Regions from separate parts of the Homo sapiens genome. Here region 1 is linked to region 2. A link is an interaction called in ENCODE POLR2A ChIA-PET data of the cell type or tissue named here. Cell type or tissue: CD4-positive, alpha-beta T cell. All regions are shown on one strand. Links, peaks and the distances in the headings refer to the core of each region. The heading gives the core; the rest is flanking DNA. Region 1 overlaps RERE (arginine-glutamic acid dipeptide repeats). Region 2 overlaps RERE (arginine-glutamic acid dipeptide repeats).

The links. Peaks named below come from ENCODE experiments on the same cell type or tissue, not always from the same donor. Only the 100,000 strongest peaks of a DNase experiment are listed, where the experiment ranks them.
Region 1: POLR2A ChIA-PET joins it to region 2 with 15 read pairs; 12 of 35 experiments call an interaction of 5 or more read pairs at or near these places.

The regions. Positions count from the first base shown.
Region 1 is chr1:8,425,921-8,436,410 of GRCh38, forward strand. All of the region lies in intron 11 of RERE (arginine-glutamic acid dipeptide repeats), which reads right to left. It overlaps RERE-AS1 (RERE antisense RNA 1), which reads left to right. Exons shown (of 4, transcript NR_125999.1): 2 at 2,562-2,668; 3 at 3,907-4,052; 4 at 8,713-9,096. Among named protein-coding and RNA genes, the nearest start is that of RERE-AS1, 6.5 kb to the left of the region's middle. RefSeq lists an enhancer at 1,843-2,082. In CD4-positive, alpha-beta T cell, for the core only: a CTCF peak has its summit at 5,366; a DNase peak (open chromatin) is centred at 5,311; H3K27ac peaks cover 584 bases.
Region 2 is chr1:8,521,221-8,531,710 of GRCh38, forward strand. The region is part of intron 7 of RERE (arginine-glutamic acid dipeptide repeats); the gene reads right to left. Among named protein-coding and RNA genes, the nearest start is that of SNORD128, 32 kb to the left of the region's middle. RefSeq lists a silencer at 4,030-4,324 and an enhancer at 4,141-4,190. In CD4-positive, alpha-beta T cell, for the core only: no CTCF peak of the experiment used is centred there; DNase peaks (open chromatin) are centred at 2,611, 4,161 and 4,791; H3K4me3 peaks cover 2,687 bases; H3K27ac peaks cover 3,695 bases.

The DNA of each region.
Region 1 (10,490 bases), core at 3,002-8,001, 94 kb before region 2:
AATTATTATCCCCATTTTACAGACAAGGAAGCTGAGGCACAGATAGGTAACTAGATCAACTCCTCAGAGACAAAGCCAGAATTCAAACTTAAGCCCCCTCAAATCCTCAGAGCCACACTCTGTAAAATGCAGGCAGGCGTCTACAGTGGTAACTATTTTCTGTTACCATTTTCTATGAGTCTGTACTTTCCTCTTCTCGGGTCCAATGTCAAATCATAAAGTCCTCAGTATTCTTCCTAAGAAGTGTCTTTCAGCCGGGCGCGGTGGCTCATGCCTGTAATCCTAGCACTTTGGGAGGCTGAGGCGGGCAGACCACAAGGCCAGGAGATCGAGACCATCCTGGCTAACACAGTGAAACCCCGTCTCTACTAAAAATACAAAAAATTAGCTGGGCATGGTGGTGGGCGCCTGTAGTCCCAGCTACTGGGGAGGCTGAGGCAGGAGAATGGCGTCAACCCGGGAGGCGCAGCTTGCAGTGAGCCGAAATTGCGCCACTGCACTCCAGCCTGGGCGACAGAGACTCTGTCTCAAAAAAAAAAAAAAAAAAAGTGTCTTTCAACGCCCTCCTTTCCTGCTCATGCTAGTGGCAGTCCCAGGCCAGACCTTTATCTCTCTTTCCTAATAACTAGGCTATTAACCATCTCCCCCATCCAGCCATTTAAAAGCCTCTGCCAAGGAATTTTTCCCAACTATAGATTTCATCCTGAGTCCCACTTTATCTGGCCCTTAGCCCCTACCTAAGAACAGCATGGTGGTCTCTGCAGGACAGTGTTTACACTCCTTAGCCCTGAATTCAAGGCCCTCCAGGATCCTGGCCCTGCCCACCTTTCCAGCCAGATGTCCAGTAATGCCAACTGGCCCACACTGGGGGACCTCTGTCTCAACTCCAGAATCTGGGTAAGGCATCTCCACGTTCACCTCAAAATCTCTCCTACTCCCAAATGAAACCAGATGTCCAGTTACTCTCTCATTAGTTTATTTATTTGTATAAGGCCTGCTTACCCAAAAAGTCCATAAACTCTTAAAATAATTACATCTTACACCTAGTGCCTCCATATAACACTAGGCAGTTGATGCTCACCACATTTTTTGTCTCCTTTAAAAATTATTTATTTATTAACGATGAGGTCTCACTATATTGCCCAGGCTGGTCTCAAACTCCTGGCCTCAAGCAATCCTCCCGCTTTGACCTCCCAAAGTGTTGAGATTACAGGTGTGAGTCACCGCACCCGGACAAGTGAAACCAACCATGAGATGCTGAGGGCCTGGGCTAGGGTGGTCACAGTGGAAATGGACTGTTGAAAGCCAGAAGGTCCATTTTGAACTCTCCTAACAGAGCTGACCTCTTGCTCCATGATGCCAAACTCTCCTAGTTTTGCTCATACCACTTGGCCTAATTCTCTACTCAACCTCTAAATGCTGGAGTCTCCCCAAAGCTTTGTCCTAGGGCTTTCTGCTATATATATCCTCTCCCCATATGATCTCCACTGTTCCCTTGGCTCTAAATATCTTTCGAGATTGTCACTGGTATTTCTAAGACTAAATCTATGGTCCAAGTCCACTGGGAACACTCAACTTGAACGTTTCACAGGTATCTCAAACTAATTACTTCCAGAAATAGGAATTTGACATCTGGTGGTGAACACAGACCTACCACAGCTGTCAATGTATGTCAATATAATGCTATCAAGAGCAAAAGCACCCTTGGCCCCACTTTAAAAAAAAAAAAAAAAAAAAAAGGAAGTAAAAGCTTCATGTGGCCTGTACTGTTACTTCTCTATGGAAAGCCACAAGGCCTCAAAACCAGCAAAACATCTGCTTCTCAGAGACCAGCCTTTAGCTTGTGGTTTACCAGAAATGTAGAGTAGCCCTGAAAATCGAAACAAAGACGACCACTCACAGTAGTCAATGATTGGAAGGGGTCACACGTGAAAGAGACTTCTGTTGCGGCTGTCTCCTTTCCCTCTATAAATTCATCGCTCTTCAAATGAAGACCCCGAAGTTTTTAAGACTTTAACAATTAACACTATTGACTTATAAATCAACAGGCCCTATAAGCCTCTAAATGCAAGTTCATGGAGACAGTCTGTTTCTTAAGAGTCTTCTAGTTGTTGAGCTGAAATTCGGCATTTCCAGTGCTGAAATTCAAGGTCTCATGAATTATTTCTGTGTCCATTAGTTTTTCTATCACTCCCAGTGTATAGATATTAGAATAGCAGGATGCCAAGGGTAAAGGAGGAAGGAAATATAGAAGGCAAGTCACTGACTTGGCCACTGCTGCCAGCGCTGGGCAGCTCTGCTGTTTATGCTCCCCAGCTCATAGCCTGCCCACTCTCAGACGCACGAACTGAGCGTCTTGAGATGTTGGCACTTGTTTCTCTGGTGTGTTCATGCCCAACCAACCCAACTAGGTGCTGCTCCTTGGAAACATAAAACAAGTCCTTTTCTGTTTGTGTACCCCCATAGCCAGGTGAGATCCAAATATAAATAAATATTTATGGCAAGGAGATTGTTGCTTTGTGTTACAACTTACGTTTATGATTTTGTGCTCTAATTTTTAGATAAACTGCTATAGTTTTCCACTATTGAGCTGAATTTCGTATCACCATCAAAAGTTACCTACCTACAAGTCCCTAGTAGAGAAAATTTAACTTCTGGCTTTAAAAAAGTAAGTTACCTGAACCCAGCATTACTAGCCTTGGGTTTTAATAGAACCTGGAAAGCTCTGTTTTGCATTTTCGCTACAGTGGAAAGAACGCAAGGTTCAGACTTGGAAGCCATGTGATCTAGTCTGCTCCTATGTTCCAAAAAGGAAATTCTGACATGGCTGTTTAGACCTAGCCACTTTAGAAACAGCTATATTGGAATAAAAATAACAATAACATAAAAATAAAAATAACCACGTCAAAATGCATTAAATTAATGTGTTCAAAAGTTCCTCATGCTATTGCTTGAGCCCACCCCCTGTCATAGTCCCCCAAGCCTTGTGCCTCAGCCTCACTGGTCTGCCTAGATACTGGTCCTCACCTCTCCACCTTTGGGATGGCACGTGGACCTGGTGCAAGTAGCATCACCATTAACCTACTGATGAGTACAAACGGCATTGATTTTTACATGCGTCATGGTATGAGAAAGGCAGGGAAACACCACCCTAGAACAATAAAAATGGTGAACACTGAGCGCTATAACGTGCCAGCCACTGTCTTAAAGGCTCTAATGCACTAGCTCATTTAATCATCACAACAACCTTATGAGGCAGAGGCTACTGCTATTCCCATCTTTTAGGTGGGAAAAGTAACCATGTATCACTAAATCCTTGAACCAGGCTGGGAGGGTCAAGGGGGACCAGTGTAAAAAATTGGGAAGCCTCAGAGCTGTGGTGGGCCTAGGAATGGAGCCGAGGGTGCAGACAAGGGATGTGATGATGTGGCTGCTGCCTGTGTTTGCATCCCAAGATATTGTTTCCCAAAAATTCTATGTGTGGATAGAGAATACTGGGCTGAGAGTAAACCCTGAAAGGGTAAGGTGTGCAAATTCCCCTCATCTACACATGAAACTCCCAGCACATCTCATTCTGGCGTCATCCCAGGTGCTGGACCTGACCCCTATCTGCAGTAGCAAGAGAGCAGAAGACAGGGGCTAAGCTACAAAAATGGCTAAAAGATACCTCTGCATTAACCCCTGGCTGAGAGCTTTCAAAATTAACTCCCTCTGGTGAATTTTAACTAGTGTATCACAGTCAGAAACTCACCATGACTTCTGAAAAGGGACATCTACTCAGTCCTCTTACATAACTGTTTGGAAAACACTGTAGGTATTAAAATGATTCCCACTGTGAAAATGGCTCCTTCTGTTTTACCCTGATTTCTGCACAAAATTTTATGTTAATAATTTATTGGTTCACAGGGGACAGAAAAGCAGGCAGATCTGCTAGTAAGCAAACTACAGCTCCCCCGAGGAGACACACAGGCAGTGGGTAAGAGGAACAGACCCATGGCTCCACTGAAGACACAGAGCAGCAGACGAAAAAGACATGTCCTAAATGTTAAATGGTAAGGAGGGGTAGGGTGAAAAAAGGGAACATGGATGCCAGGCAGAAGAAATAAAAGCCTTTCCAAACATTTGTATTACATGATGCTGGCTCTCACTGATAAACCACTGGATGAGAACTGTACTTCATCCATATCATCCTGTTGGTTGCAGATCCCGTCACCCCATATCTAAAACATATTTCCTTCTGGAGCTTTACTGTTGATACTGCTTTGAGATGTATCATTTGGTTTTGGTTTTACATATTTAACATTTTAATGAAAGGGTGACTTGAGTAAGGCACTACTTTTTCAATAAATAGCAACAGAACCAATTTGCCTGGGAGGAGACCTGCCAGCAAGCCATGAGGGGCATTTCCAAAATTTCCAGTATAGGCTGCTCCCAATTTCTGCCTCCACTTTAAAAACACTTTGCACTTACTAGTGTTATTCCAGGAGAGCCAGTTAATAGTTTAATGAAACTAGTTAGAGTTTAAAGGCAGCAAATGGGATAATTTAAAATAATCATCCCATTTTTATTGATGGTTCTCAAATCTCTCTCCAGATCTGACATTTTGCCCTAGCTCAGACTTGTACCTACACTTTCTATTCAGACTAACGTCCTCCATAGTTTTAGGACATCACCATCCCAACTTGGGCACTGACAGCCCACAGGCCACATCCTCCTCAAGTAGCAACTCATGAACCCAGAGAACTGACTGAAATAGTTCAGTGTTTCTTGAGCTCCCCAAGGCCTTCAGGCTTCTGTGCAGAGTGGAAGTGGTAGTGGTAGTGGCACAAGTATGCTAATTGCCACAGTACACTCTCCAAGGTAAGTGTAACCGGGCCCATTCTACAGATAAACTAAAGGTTAGGTAAATTAAATCTCCTGGCCCATCCACATCTAATCATCATCAGGGCCAGGATTCAAGTCCAGTTCTAACAACAAAAGCCATGCCAATGGTAACAGAGTGCGTGTGAGCTGCTAAGTACTTCTGTGTATTAACTCATGCCATTAAAGTCCGTAGATGCCATAGGGTGACCCAGAGCCACACTGGGTAGGCCCCTCCAGGCATTCCTTTGTCTTCCAAATACCAACTGAGGTGCAGGCTTATTACCCTTACGTTACTACTGGCACAAGTAAAACTTCTTCCTGCATATACCTTAAGACGGGGGTCTCCAGTCCCCAGGGTACAAACCACTACCAGCCTGTTAGGAACTGGGCCACAAAGCAGGAAGTGAGCGGCAGGCAAGTGAGCAAAGCTTCATCTGTATTTACAGATGCTCCCCCTGGCTTGCATTACCGCCTGAGCTCTACCTCCTGTCACATCAGCAGCGGCATTAGATTTTCATAGGACCACGAATCCTATTGTGAACTGCGCATGTGAGGGATCTGGGTTGCGTGCTTCTTTTGAGAATCTAATGTCTGATGATCTGTCACTGTTTTCCATCACCCTCAGGTGGGACTGTCCAGTTGCAGGAAAACAAGCTCAGGGCTCCTACTGATTCTACATTATAGGGAGTTGTATAATTAATTCATTACATATTACAATGTAATAATAATAGAAATAAAGTGCACAATAAATGTAATGCGCTTGAATCATCCTGAAACCATCCTTCCCCTCAGCCCATGGAAAAGCTGTCTTCCACAAAGCTGGTCCCTGGTTCCAAAAAGGTTGGGGACCTCTGCTGTATACCACTGTAGTCTTATAAACACTGTTTACTTAATTAACCTAAACATTTAAAATGTTTCCTTTCTTCAATAATAAATTAACCTTAGCTTACTGTAACTTTTTTCACTTTATAAAGTTTAAAATTAACCTCATGGGCCTAGCACCTCAAATCTCCCCCGCTTCTCTCTCCCCAAGCCAGCTTGCCCTCTCTTAGCTCCCTGTGGCCCTATTTCTGTCAGCTGCAGCAGAGTTCTAGAAGAAGTGCCTGGCGTGCTCTCTGTCCATTCCCACTCCTTCCATCAGTCACCATGCCCTCTAGATTCATTCTTCACTTCATGGAGTTTCCTGTTCGGCATGCTCCTCGGTTTTTGCAAGGGCTCTGCCAACTACAGGGCCACGTCATGCCAGTGACTGCACTGGTCTCCTCCCTGGCCTCAGTGTGTCTCCACACCCCTCCCCCCAACATTCCAGTTCTGGGCATTCTGTATATTAATGTGTTCTCTTATTTGAAGACCTGTGACAATTCCTAGTACGTCCAAACTATCGGTCTGCTAGTTAGTTAACAGCCTCCACAATTGGGTTCCCAATCACCTACACCACCATGTAGTGAAGTTAGTTACTGCAGTACCCCATCCTGATTCCTTTCCCTGGGTTTTTACCAATGCCTTTCTCTCTTACCCAATCTAGAATGTCCCCTCTTCACTTCTGCTTATTCAAACACATCAACTCAACTAACATTCATTGAGCCCTCATTCTAGTGAACACACTGTGCAAAGAGCACAGCACGAGGCACTGAGTGAACAAGGAGCACAGCACGAGGCACTGAGTGAACAAGGAGCACAGCACGAGGCACTGTGCGAAGCATGTTCCAGTTTCAACTCTATCCCTACACAGAGTCCGCTCTGCTCTCTCTCCCTTCTCTGAAAAACAACAATTCCTGTTTATGACTAGAATTAATAAGCACTTCTGCCATTAAAAGGTCTATAGATCTTCCACCAAATTGTGGATTCCTTTCCAGCAAGAGGTGAGTATTTCATGTCTTGTGTAATCTTCAGAGTGCCTGGCAAACTGTAACCAAGCAATATGATAACTGTTGGGTGGCTGCATGGGTATTGTTTTTGGTCCTAGAGTTCTCCCTGAAACATAATACATGTTTGGTAGGATGGAAACAAAATTTCTAATCAATGTTAGATTTGTTTCTTTTTTTCCAAGAAGAATGGAGAAGTAAATCATATTTTAAAATGGGATTGATTACTTGGACTCTCAGTGCAGAAAACACTGTTTTATATCTATTCATCTCAGAGGAATAAAGGGTGTGATACTTCTTAAGGTACTTCTTAAGATACTTTAAAGGAAAGTTTACATATATATACACATATACATATACATATACCCAAACTTAAACTCTTGAAATAAAAGCACATGTCGGAGATTATATGCTGTATGCTGGATATCCATGAGGAAAATTTTCCCACAAACAACCTGGCATGGTTCAGTAACTAAATAACTACATCCCCCGTACTGGTAACTAGCCCTATCTCAGGACTACTGTGTTCCTGGGTGCAAGATGGGTGTCTAGGCCTCCACCATCTTCAAAGCCTCAATTTCTATGTCCCTGGTTCTCTTAACAATGGAACAGTCGTAAAGCAGGGTAGCCTCTTGGTCCTACAAAGAGACAAGAGGAGGACTCAACTATTTCCAAAAAGACATCTTGTCTTGCATGCTATGTTTTGTCAACTGTCTTAAATACCTTTAATATCTAATAACACCACTTCCACTTGGTTCTCCCTCTCTGGACATGTGTCTTTGAAATAAATCCTAGTTTCAGCACACACAAAAAAGACCTGTTTCCCAGGCTAGTCCCAGAAGATTCTATGGTAATTACAACAGGATCCCAAATCCAAGCCCTCTGAGTAACAGTCCATTCATTTCTTTTTTTTTTTTTTTTTTGAGACGGAGTCTCGCTCTGTCGCCCAGGTCGGACTGCGGACTGCAGTGGCGCAATCTCGGCTCACTGCAAGCTCCGCTTCCCGGGTTCACGCCATTCTCCTGCCTCAGCCTCCCGAGTAGCTGGGACTACAGGCGCCCGCCACCGCGCCCGGCTAATTTTTTGTATTTTTAGTAGAGACGGGGTTTCACCTTGTTAGCCAGGATGGTCTCGATCTCCTGACCTCATGATCCACCCGCCTCGGCCTCCCAAAGTGCTGGGATTACAGGCGTGAGCCACCGCGCCCGGCCCCATTCATTTCTAAAAGAAGTCCTCTCTAGGGTCAAATATGGCAGCTGTTTAGCTGACACAGAGGAGTAATACCAAAGAGTTCTCTTTTCTGTTTCCTTTCTTTTCCTCTTTTTCCTAATCTTCCAAAGGCCAAAGAGAATGAGAAGGAGCACTTGGGAAGGTAGATCTAATATAATCCTGCCTGGCTGTTCTACCCTCCTCAGTTCATGAGTATCATGATAATGGACAGCTCCTGGTTTAAATCATTGTTTTATTCCATCACCCCACCACTAGCAACCCCCAGTTAAGATTAGCTATAGAAACATAACACAAAGGGTGACTGAAGCGCCAGGTCTTTCAGTGTGTGAGGCCAGCAAGAGTCCAACAGCCCCTCAATGTCCCAGCTGACTCTTCTGATGATATGCTCAGAAATGTCTACAGAAGCTGAGCAGCTGCCAGCTCAACACACCCTGCCACACCTGCGCTATCGGTGGAATCAGAGAATGAGAAAGCTAGAAAGAAGCTTTAGAGAACTACGCTGGTTGAAACCCTCATATTACTGATGAGGACCATAAATCATTTAACTGAAATTAAACCAACAAATCAAACCACACATACCCACAAAATCTTTACATTTGTGACAAACTATATTTTCTAGAGGTGGCCACTCCAATACAGATTCCATCCCACATGCTCTAACAATGTGATAATGACACTCCTTCATTGACAGGTGGGTCTCTCTGTTCTCTCCTCCTGAGCCTGGGTAGACCTTTGTAACTGTCTTGACCAACAGAATGTGACAGAATGATACCAGGTGACTTCTAAGACTACATCATACAAAGCAACACAGCTTCTGCTGGGCTCTCCCTCTCTGGACACGTGTCTTTGAAGCCCTGAGCTGCCAGATTAAACAGTCCGGCTTGCCTAAAGTCACCACGCTGGAGAGACCATCAGGGATGGAGAGGTGCTACAGAAACCCTAGCTATTCTAGTCCCCAGCCATTTGAGTCTTCCTAGCCCAGACTCATAAGTGAAGAAACCTTCAAGATGATTCCAATACCTCCTATCACTTGACTGCAACCTCGTGAAAGCCTAAGCCAGACCTGCACGGTGGAGCCATTCCTAAATTCTGGTCCCACAGAAACTGTGAAAGATAATAAATGATCATCATTGCTTTACATTGGGCTAATTTTTATTATCAGGGGTAACGTGTTACATAGCGATAGGCAACTAATACAAGATTCATTACTAAAACCACTAAAAACTTTAACCTGTTAGTCACTATTAATTTAAGCAAACAAATAAGCAATCTTCCAATGATGCTTCCCCAATTTGCATGCCTCTCTATAACCTTACTCTGCCTTCATTTTAAGGCCTAGCTCTTATCACCATATGTGATATGATTAGATAACACGATATAGGCTACGTTACTGAATATATGAGGAAAGGGCCTTTGTTTTGTTCACTATTATATCCCCAGCACCTAGAACAGCACTTGACAACATATAGCAGGTGCTTGACAACCACTGGTTCAGTACAAGAATGTATCTGGAGATGATTGGGCTTAGTGTTCCTCCAAGGCTATTTGACCTCTCATCACCTGTTCTCCAGTTTGACTCAACGTCTCTTAATATATATTCACTGCACTGTTAAGTTTCTAACTCTCTAACTACTACTGACAAAACCATTAGATGTTCTTCGTTCAAACCCACTAGAGGAACTACACCATCCCCTCCGTGATGCCAGCTCAGCATCCAGAGTAGAGCCAGTGATTTCCTTTGTCAACACACCTGCATGCCAAAAACCCTTCCCAGGAGGTCTCAAATATCAAATAAAAGTTACTCCATTTTTCATTCAAAGACCATGTGCCCAATGGGAAAATGACCTCATGTTGTGGTTTAAACAGCAACTGCACCCACTAGCACAGCCCATTGAGCTATCCTATATATACATCTCTGTCAGTGCCCCTCTGGGTCTAGATAATTACACTGAGTACACTGAAGTCCTTTCATTATTGCAGGCCCAACAAAAAGTACTGCCACTGGGTGAATATCAGAAAGCATGCATCAATGCACTTTCAAGTCAAATGAGAACTGGCTAGTTAAGCAGCAGCATTAACAGATGTAGAGATTGTGCCAGCCAAATGCCTCTTGCCAATTATGGCCACACAGCTACGCCCAAATTAAAAATAACCCAACACGGCCAGGTGCACTGGCTCATGCCTGTAATCCCAGCACTTTGGGAGGCTGAGGCAGGCAGATCACGAGGTCAGGAGTTTGAGACCAGCCTGGTCAACATGGTGAAACCCCAACTCTACTAAAAATACAAAAATTAGCCAGGCGTGGTGGCGTGTGCCTGTGATCTCAGCTCCTTGGGAGGCTGAGGCAGGAGAATTGCTTGAACCCGGGAGACAGAGGTTGCAATGAGCTGAGATTGTGCCACTGCACTCCAACCTGGGCGACAGAGCGAGACTCAATCTCAAATAAATAAATAAAAAATAAATAAAATAACCCAACACTCATAACAGAATCCAAATGGGCATGGGAGGCTCCTTCTCTCCCTACAATATCAC
Region 2 (10,490 bases), core at 1,992-6,991:
TAAACACTCAAAGAGAGTAAGAAGAAAGTGGATCAGTAAATAGTTATTAAACATACTGGTGGTTAATAATTAGTGTAATTCCTAAAACAATCCCTAGCATTGTCTTAGTTGAACAGGCTATTAAAAATAAAAAGATGTTGGCCAGGCACAGTGGCTCATGCCTATAATCCTACTATTTTGGGAGGCCAAGACAGGAAGATAGTTTGAGGCCAGGAGTTCGAGACCAACCCAGGCAACAAAGTGAGACCTGCATGCCTATTTTTTTTAATTAAAAATTTAAAAATATATGTTGTTGTTGAGATAATCATATCTACATGAGCTTGAGACTGTACATTTGACCTGCGAATTAATAACAATAATGTACTAAGCAACTATGTGCCAAGCACTTCCAAGTTGTTTTCATCTAATCTTTACAAAAACTGTAAGAAATATTTATTTCCAGATTACCCATGAGAAAAATGAAGCTCAGAGGAGGGAAGGAACCTGTCGAATGTCACCGCTTGCCCAATTGTCACTTATTAGGTGGAATCTGAACCACACTACCTGGCTCCAAATCTAGCCTTTCCTCTTACCACAGATGATGCATTCATTTATTCAACATATTCATACCAAAGACCCATTTGCCAGGTACTCTACTAGAAATGGAGACCGTAAGAATAGACTTGGCCCCTGCCCCAAAAGCTTGATGTCCAATAGGGAAAAAAATCAAATAATCACAAATAAATGTGTAGCTCAAAGAAGTTTGATAGAAATAATCTCTAATTTTCCCAGTTGAATTAAGTGTTTTACCTTAGACTCAAAGTATCATAGAGTATACAATATGAGATCAGTTATCTTTCAGAATTGTTTTAAAAGTACATTCAAGCATGAGTCTCATTAGACCAAAAAGAAAAATAAATCAGACTCATGCTTTATCACCCACAGTTGCAGGAATACAGGCATGCCCCTATCAGAAACTGCTCAGAAGAGATGATAACTAATTATCTGTGCTTATTTAGGAGAAGATTTGTGAATGTACACACCATCTAAAATATTCCTTTAGCTATTATTTTCTACCTTCTCTCTCATCCTGTCAGACATTTATGTTACAGTCTTAGAATACACGGTTTTCTGGTGGAAGACAACTCGGTTGAGTAACAAACAAAAAGTACCTGGCAAATGCGTCTTTGGTATGAATATGTTGAATAAATGAATACACAAAGTAAAATGGAAAAGAAAACAAATTCAGAAGGAAAAGAATCAGGAAAAAAGAACAACTAGAGAATCACAGACATCTGGTCTTAGATATATTAGAGTCTTCTAATTCATAAATTAACACAGTAGCCACGAGTCAAGGAAGAAGTGAAAAGAAGATTAAGAATGAAGTGTCAGCCGGGCAGGGCGGCTCACACCTATAATCCCAGCACTTTGGGAGGCTGAGGCAGGCAGATCACCCAAGGTCAGGAGTTTGAGACCAGCCTGGCCAATATGGTGAAACCCCGTCTCTACTAAAAAATACAAAAATTAGCCAGGCATGGTGGCAGATGCTTGCAATCCTAGCTACTCAGGAGGCTGAGGCAGGCAAATCGCTTGAACCCAGGAGGCGGAGGTTGCAGTGAGCTGAGATCACACCATCATACTCCAGCCTGGGCAACAAGAGCGAGACTCCGTCTCAAAAAAAAAAAAAGAATGAAGTGTCAGGCCAGGCACGCTGGCCTGTAATCCTGGCACTTTGGGAGGCCAAGGCAGCATGGATTGCTTGAGGCCAGAAGTTTAAGACCAACCTGGGCAACAAGGTGAAATCCCTTCTCTACAGAAAATACAAAAAATTAGCCAGGTGTGGTGGCGCCCACCTGTAGTCCCAGCTATGTGGGAGGCTGAGGCAGGAGAATCACCTTAGCCTAGGGAGGTCCCCAGGGAGGTCAAGGCTGCAGTGAGCTGAGATCACACCACTGCACTCCATCCAGCCTGGGTGACAGCGTGAGAACCTATCTCAAAAAGAAAAAGAAAAAAAAGTGACATGTCAATTAAACACAATCAAGTTCATTCTAGCTTTCAACCAAAGACAGACTGCAAAACTTATGTTGACAGAGGAACGCTTTAAATGTGAGGCTCCCTCAGATTCGAATTCGAGATTCTATTACAATGATAAGAACAACTAATAAGATATTAACTTTGTGAACTTCTCTATTTTTTGAAACATCTACTTGCTACATTCCCAACATTTCCTGATATTCTCAAGTGCAACAGAAGCAGAACCATAAGCCAAAATGAAACAAACTAGCATCTTTTCCATGTTCAAGCTACACAGACCAAAGACTTCATCAACCACCAGAGTAACTTCCCATGTGCTGTTCCCTCACCTCCTCCACCAGACAAGCACAGAAGCCCTGAAGCAAGCCTTTAGCATTCCAAAAAATATTTTTCCCAGACAGGATAATATAGAAGAAATACATACCACACTCATTAGAGTTACTTTATTGGATTTGAAACATAGACAAATTCGACTCTTAACAACAGAATATCCACAGATCACAGTCAGCAACCACAAGTCTTCACCATCAAATAGATGGCGGCATCCAAGCTCCATAAATACAGATTTGTACTAGGCCCACACAGGCCAGCCACACCAGTGGCAGGAACCTGATCCAGAGCTGATTCGGCTGTGAGCACAGCTTCCTGTTCACATTTTTATTTGTTAACTGTAAAGAAAGTTTCAGAAGAGGTAAAGATCTAGAACAGAAAGGCAATATTCTCCTGACTCAAACAATGAGTTTGTTCCTTGAGCATGAAATGTGAGTCCTGCCCAGATCCCACAAGTGCATGACAGAAAGTGGTGCAGTGTCCAGTTCCTCTCGTCTATTGAAGGGATACTTTTATTAAAAGAAGCAGGAAGGAAGAGCAATGGTGCTTTTAAACAGAGTAAAATAAGGCGAGTTCCAGAAGCAACATTATATGGTATGGGGTACCTCCCCAAAACTCCCCAGTGCAATGCCCAAATAAATATGGTCACAATGGGAAGAAAGCCCTCACATGGGTAAAAAAATTGATCACAAAAATAATAAACGCACACCCTAAATTATCCTTCTACAATTCATCTCCTTAGTTGCAATCCCAAAATTGAATCTGTAAGAATACAGATTATACTTCAGTAATATTTTCAGTGACTAGAATTCACCAACATTAGCCTTCCTAAAAACTTTCCACTAAAATCAAGGGCCTCCCTGGAAAGAGTTGACCATGCAACACTCCAAATTCACACTACACCACTAAGAGCTTACACAAGGAATTTCTCCTTGTATCAATGCATAGTAAATTTCTTCTCCTTCCTATGAGGGTTTTTCAGTTGCACATTCTTCTATATTGTATGCTTTCTTCCATCCTCACAAATGCACAAAATTTAGGTGGCATTCAAATTTTTTCTAACCTTTATCAGAAGAAAAAGGAGTGGAAACAAAAAGGAGCAAACAGTATAATTCAAAAACTTCATTTAATATCTACTTGGGTAAGAATTCAATTTGTCCTAAATCTTATTCTGACTGGCTCCCTAAATAAACCACAGTGAAAGCCATCTGTCTGAACCTGCTCTGCAACAGGACACCCCAAAAGCACAACTTCCCCTGGGTAGAAGAAACTAGTGTCTGGCTATCAAGCAGTGGGTACGAAATGAGGCCTTGTCAATGACTGCCTTCTCAGCACCAACTACTCTTTTTACTCCATTTAAGAGAATAGAATTCCAAGTCACATGACAACATACACATATGCAAAAAATGCTATCCGATTCTAAAACAGATACAAAAATAAACAAAATACCTAAACTTCAATTTCTAACACAAAAGTCAATGCATACTTTTTTTAATTGCCAAAGAATTTTCCATAAGCTCTAAAAGGAAGATGAGTCTGCTTCCTTTTGAAGGCAAGAGACTAAGTAAAAACTGATGTGACATAACCTTTCATTTTTAAAAAAATCAATTTTAAGGTGTTATTGTTGCAATCATAATTCACAACTGTTCCCTGAATATGTCAGACTTCAGAAAAAGATCACAAAAATTATAATTTGCTCTGGCAAACAGGCTCTCAATCAAAACAAGGTTCCACCCACCTTCAAAGCAACCAATAGAAGCCCACCTACCATCCTTCCTAAAACATCCAAACAGAGCTGCTCTGCGGCCCAGGCATTCCATACTAGCCACAAGGCAAGGGGGCGGCCTGCAGGCTTGCTCTGCAGGTCTTGAAGGCAAACAAGCTTGGCAACACACACCCAGCACGACTGAGGTTAAGATTATACTACGAGCCGAAGAGGTAAGGGGAAGAGGACAGGGACAGAGGGACCCGCAAAGCTTCACATTCTATATCTGCTGAATGCCTCTCCGGTAGTCCCCATTCTTAGTTCTGATTTTACGCTTCACAATACCACCTACATGGCCAGCTAGGGCTGAATTAAAGGCTCTCAGGAACATGCACTATGAATGATGAAATGATTCATAAACACCTTCAGAAGTGAGAAAGAGCAGCAAAACCCATCACTGTTTCGGTGAGGCCAGGGGAAGATAGCCTACCTGCAGGGGCTGAATGGATCATCCATGACTAACACGGGCTCTGGTGAGTCTAGCTGGATTCCTGAACCTTTACTTTCTGCTAAAACTCTGCCCTTTTCTACACTAACAACTCAAAATGGAGGCACATGCAGTCTCAGAGACCTCATAGAGCTTTCACTGAGCTTGTGCTATGACCTAAGCCTTCACGCAGAACGCAGAAACTTCCCCTCACTCTGACAGGACTGAGCATGTGCTGTGACCCTCCCTCATCCACACACTGTCTCTCCACGACGCAATCAATCTCAACCCTGCTGTTTCCGTAAATAAAGCCCAGCCAACAGACTCTGCAGCTTCTCCCTGCACACCAAGCTAGTGTGCAGGGAAGTGGGGCCTTAGAAAGGGGATCCAAGACAGCCAACAGCAGGGAACTGAGCAAGCCCAGCCATGGAGAGGCTTCAGTTAAATGCCCTGCTCTGTCAGGAACTCAGCAAGCCAAGCCACGGAGGAGCGTCAGTTAAATGCTCTCTGCTCTGTCAGCACAACAGCAAGTTTTGTCTTTTTTTTTTTTTTTTTAAGGTAAATGGTGATTTTAAAAAGCAAGATCACCAAGAAATAGAATCAAAAGACAGATATGAATGACTACACACAAGATCAACTAATAGAAATACTGCAACACATTTAAAAACATAGTAGTAGCTACTTAAGAGAAGCAACTTCACAAATTTCTTTTTGAAACTCTAAACATTTTGAAAAAGACCAAACAATCCGGGTAAAGTTATGGAGTGCTTGGCCTTGTCACACAGGTACAGACACAGTGTAGATGGTATTGTGAGCAGGGTAGCTAAAGAAAACTGTATTTTCTGCAAACAGCTTAATCTTCCTTAGATAAGAAACTAAAAATAATAAATAAAACATTCCCCAAATAATAAATTAAAACATTTCCTAAAGTAATACTAGCCCAATCAAGTCTAGCTTGAAGAATCTAATTCTAACAATTAGAAAGACAGGAAGGTTCAAGATTCAACATCGTGCCACAAACACATGAACATCCAAAAATCTCATTTGAGGTCCTGATTCAAAATACTAAGGCAGATCCATATAAGAAATCCTAGCTTTGGATGTGCAGGCTTAGTTTCCACTTACAAACTAAGAGGTGATTCTATAGATTATTAATCAGTTACAAAAAGAAAAAGAAATGGAAGACCATGAACCTCGCCAAAATTATAAAGGACAAGATAGGGCAGGAAAGGGCAGTGCCAATTCTGTTTCCCAGAAATGTAATGGAATGTCAGGAAATTAAAGCCTGTTGAAAAGAACACACAGTGTCCTCAAGATTCCTACAGTGAATGCAGAATCAATTCCATTTCCATAGCACTCCCGTTTATGCTATGAAATAAACTAAATTCTGAAACTATGATTCAATAAACTCTTATCCTGCCGATAATGTAATTTAGAAAATACAAGAAATGCCAAGTACACTTAAATACGTTTTCCTTTGACCTAACACATGAAACAAGTATCTACAGGCTGGAAGAACATTTTCCCTTATTGGTATGTGAGACAACATATTCCCAAAACTGCTGTTACTACCAACAGTCTAGAGAAAAATACTTTCTAAACACAAAAGCAATGGAATTAGAACCTAGCAGCCAAATAATATGAATATGAGCAGCAAAGAATTTCCTCCCAAAAGTGTATATATTAAAAAAAAACAAACTATCTAACCCTTTCATATGGAAAATGTTTACTTGAAGAAATCAACACAAAATAATATGTAATAAATTCATCAGTCTCTGAAAGCCCATGAAACTGTTACATAGAGCACACTATAAAAACGGTTACTGTAACAGCAAGTTAAGAAATGTGGATTCTAATTTTGGTCTCATTAGATGCCCTGAGTTACCAAAATCCAATGGCCTTCCCCTGTGATAATGGATTCCAATGGTGGCGCCAGCCTTTGTGGATATCCTCTTCATTGTCTTTCCTGGTGCTGGCATCTCACAGTTGGCTTCACATGCCATGCCACCAAGACAGACAGCCCTTTCTCTTGTTACCCCTCAGGGGCAGCGTACCCCAGCGGCCACACCCCAGATCTCCTCTCCTTCACACTCTCTCCCGTGGAAAAGTCACCCACACTACCACCATGCCAGCCAGCTCCACTCTGAAGACACTTCCTTCCTGGCAGCAGCTCAGAAATGCAGGAGCCCCCGGAATCCTCTCACTGTACCTCTCTGGGGAACTGCACCTCTCTTATTAGATTCTAAGTCCTTCAGGGACAAGGACACTACCTAAATCATCTTTATTGGAACCACCCAACTCTCCTATTTTGTACCTCAAAGAACTCTATCTGAAGCAGTGGAAAGGGCACAGTATCACTCATATAGTATGGCTGGCCAAAATTACATAACCTAGATCTAATCGTGGGGAAACGTCAGACAAACTCAAACTGAAGAACACTTGACAAAACTGGCTTCTAACTCTTCAAAAAGGTCGATGTCATAAAAAATCTTTAAAAAAGGTGAGGAAACATGTTGTGAAAACAAAGAGAGACAAGGGATATTAAAGAGACACAACAATTAAATGAGGCTTATGATCATGGGGAAAATTACTATGAAGGCCGTTGTTGAAAAAACTGGCAAAATCTGAATATGAACTATATTGGACTATATCATATTGTATTAATGTTACCTTTTCTGATTTTGATAATCATACCATAGTTATGTAAGATAATTTTCTTGTTCTTGGGAATACACACTAAAGTATTCAGGGGAAAGGGTGTGATGTCTATATTTCATTCCCAAATTGTTCAGGAAAGGAAAATACAGGTTGAGTTATCCTAATCCCAAAATCCCAAACCAAAAATGTTCCAAAATCTGCAACTTTCTGAGCACCAACATGATGCTCAAAGGAAATACTGGAACGTTTTAGATTTTTGGATTAAGGATATAGAATAAGCAAATATTCCAAAATTCCCCCTCCCCCACCAAAACATGAAATCCAAAACACTCTTCTAACCCCAAGCGTTTCAGGTAAGGGACAGATTCAACCTGTACCACAGAGAGAGTCAGACAGCAAAGATGGTAAACACAGACAGCAATACAGCAAAAAAAGAGATAGAGGTTATCTCATAAAGTGTATATTTCTAATAATTTTGTGCATGAAACAAGGTTTTGATTGGGTTTTGATTGTGATCTGTCACAGGAGGTCAGGAGTGGAATTTTCCACTTGTGGCATCACTTCGGTGCTCAAAGCATTCTGGATTTTGAAGCATTTTAGATTTCGAATTTTCAGATTAGAGATGCTCAACCTATAATAGAGCAAACCTATAATAAAGTTTAAAAGGTAATAAAATAAAATAAATATAAAGCAAATATGGCAAAATACTAACAACTGGTGAATTGAGTAAAAGATATATGGAGGTTCTTTCTTGTACTAGTCTCATAACTCCTCTTTGAATTATGAATATAAAATTCCAAACAGAAAAATTTTAAATATATTAAACAAACAGAAAATATATCCACCAGCCTCCACAACCATCAGTTCTCCCTTCTTTTTTTTTTTTTTTTTTTTGAGATGGAGTCTCGCTCTGTTGCACAGGCTGGAGTGCAGTGGTGCAATCTCAGCTCACTGCAAGCTCCGGGTCCTAGGTTCACGCCATTCTCCTGCCTCAGTCTCCCGAGTAGCTGGGACTACAGGTGCCCGCCACTACACCCAACTAAATTTTTTAATTTTTTTTTTTTTTTTAGCAGAGACAGGGTTTCACCGTGTTAGCCAGGATGGTCTCAATCTCCAGACCTCGTGATCCTCCCGCCTCGGCCTCCCAAACTGCTGGGATTACAGGCGTGAGCCACCACGCCCGGCCACAACCATCAGCTCTCATGGCATCTGGAGAGCTGACACAAGGGGCAATGAATGACCTGCCTCCCTGCCTGCAGTCATGGTGCTCTCACCCCCAAACAGAAGTCAATTAACACCCAGCTCCAAACTCACTCCAATCTCAAGAATATAGGATCAGTCCTCCTCCTCCTCCTCCTGGTCAGAGAATCTCAAGGAGTCTTGAAACCGAGCAGTTCCATAATTAGGTTAGCCACTAGGTCACATTCAACCACAAATTCCAATTTTAGAAATGGGGCTCTGATTCCATGGAGCAAGCCTTGCTTTACACTGAGTTCACCCTGGTACCCTACTCAGTGCTTAAGGGCATCCCAGAGAGGGGCCTTGTTTTCTCTCCTAGTTCTCTTGAACACGGGCTGCCTGTGTACTGATGCTGACTACCCACCTGGACCTCACTCCTGCCACCACATTTTCTAGCCCATCGTTTGCCAGCCTGCAGGGATGTACATACAATCTGCAACCTGGCACCCTCGTATTTCCATCTGTTGCCAACTGCCAAGGCCTTCCCAGAAGTCCTGTGATCCCCATGTACATCTATAATCTCTGGATCCCAGACATCCTTCTCTCCTCCTATTAATCCCAAGTGAACAACAGGTGTAGGATTAGCACTTCTGAATAGACTAAATGAGAGCTGAGTGGGAGAGAAGAATACACAATTCAAATCAATTTTTTCTAAAATTAAAAAAACCACTTTGTCCACTATAATACTTAAATTTGTAGTGAGTAGATTATGTACCTCTATCAAAGGTAAGTAAAAGCTGTAACATGAAAATTGCCTAAGTTTTATCTTAAAGAATTTCCTACTTCCCAGAAACAAAAAATGTCTACAACGTTGTATTCATTAACAAGAAACTTTAAAGCCAAAATGGGGAGGCGGGGCGGGGAGGGGAAGCAACACTCAGGAAATTCTAGAGAAAAAGTTTGGAAGAGATATTCTAATTAGTACTAACTTCACATCAAGAGAGGAGAAGTATTCAGAAGCAGTTTATTTAAATTTCATTTACTAATTGCCCCGCATATCTAGACATGGAACTGAGTTTTCGTTTTCTTTTTTTTTTTTTTTTTTTTTTTGAGACGGAGTCTCGCTCTGTCGCCCAGGCCGGACTGCGGACTGCAGTGGCGCAATCTCGGCTCACTGCAAGCTCCGCTTCCCGGGTTCACGCCATTCTCCTGCCTCAGCCTCCCGAGTAGCTGGGACTACAGGCGCCCGCCACCGCGCCCGGCTAATTTTTTGTATTTTTAGTAGAGACGGGGTTTCACCTTGTTAGCCAGGATGGTCCCGATCTCCTGACCTCATGATCCACCCGCCTCGGCCTCCCAAAGTGCTGGGATTACAGGCGTGAGCCACCGCGCCCGGCCTGAACTGAACTGAGTTTTCTATCTATCTATCTATCTATCTATCTATCTATCTATCTATCTATCTATCTATCTATCTATCTAACTTTCTATCTATCTGTCCATCTTTCTATCTATCTGTCCATCCATCCATCCATCCATCCATCCAGGAAGCTTGCTGATTTACCTATTAGCTTTAACAATTTGGATGGGCCCGGGGGCTCACAAATATAATGAGAGGCCGAAGTGGTGGGTGACTTGAGGTCAGGAGTTTGAGACCAGCCTGGCCAATGGGGTGAAACCCAGCTTCTACTAAAAATACAAAAATAAGTCAGGCGTGATGGCATGCACCTGTAGTCCCAGCTACTCAGTAGTCTGAAGTGGGAGGATCACTTGAGCCTGGGAGGCAGAAGCTGTAGTGAGGCCAGACTGCACCACTGCACTCCAGCCTGGGCAACAGAGCGAGACTCCACCTCAACAAAAAAAAAAAACACAACACAAAACAAAACCAACACCAACAATAAAACTAATTTTTTCACAAGTTTTCTCAGATTTCCTATGGTGAAAATTATACTTTATTAATAAATGTTCATTTTTTCATTTCCAACCCTCACATATTTTCTTCTTCAAGTCTTAATGGATATTGAAATCCTGCTATTGTTTCTGGTTTCAGAGGAAAAAGTTTCCACACTCTGCCTTTAACTATGGTGCTTGCTGTAAGTTTATGGTAAGTATTCTGTTAGA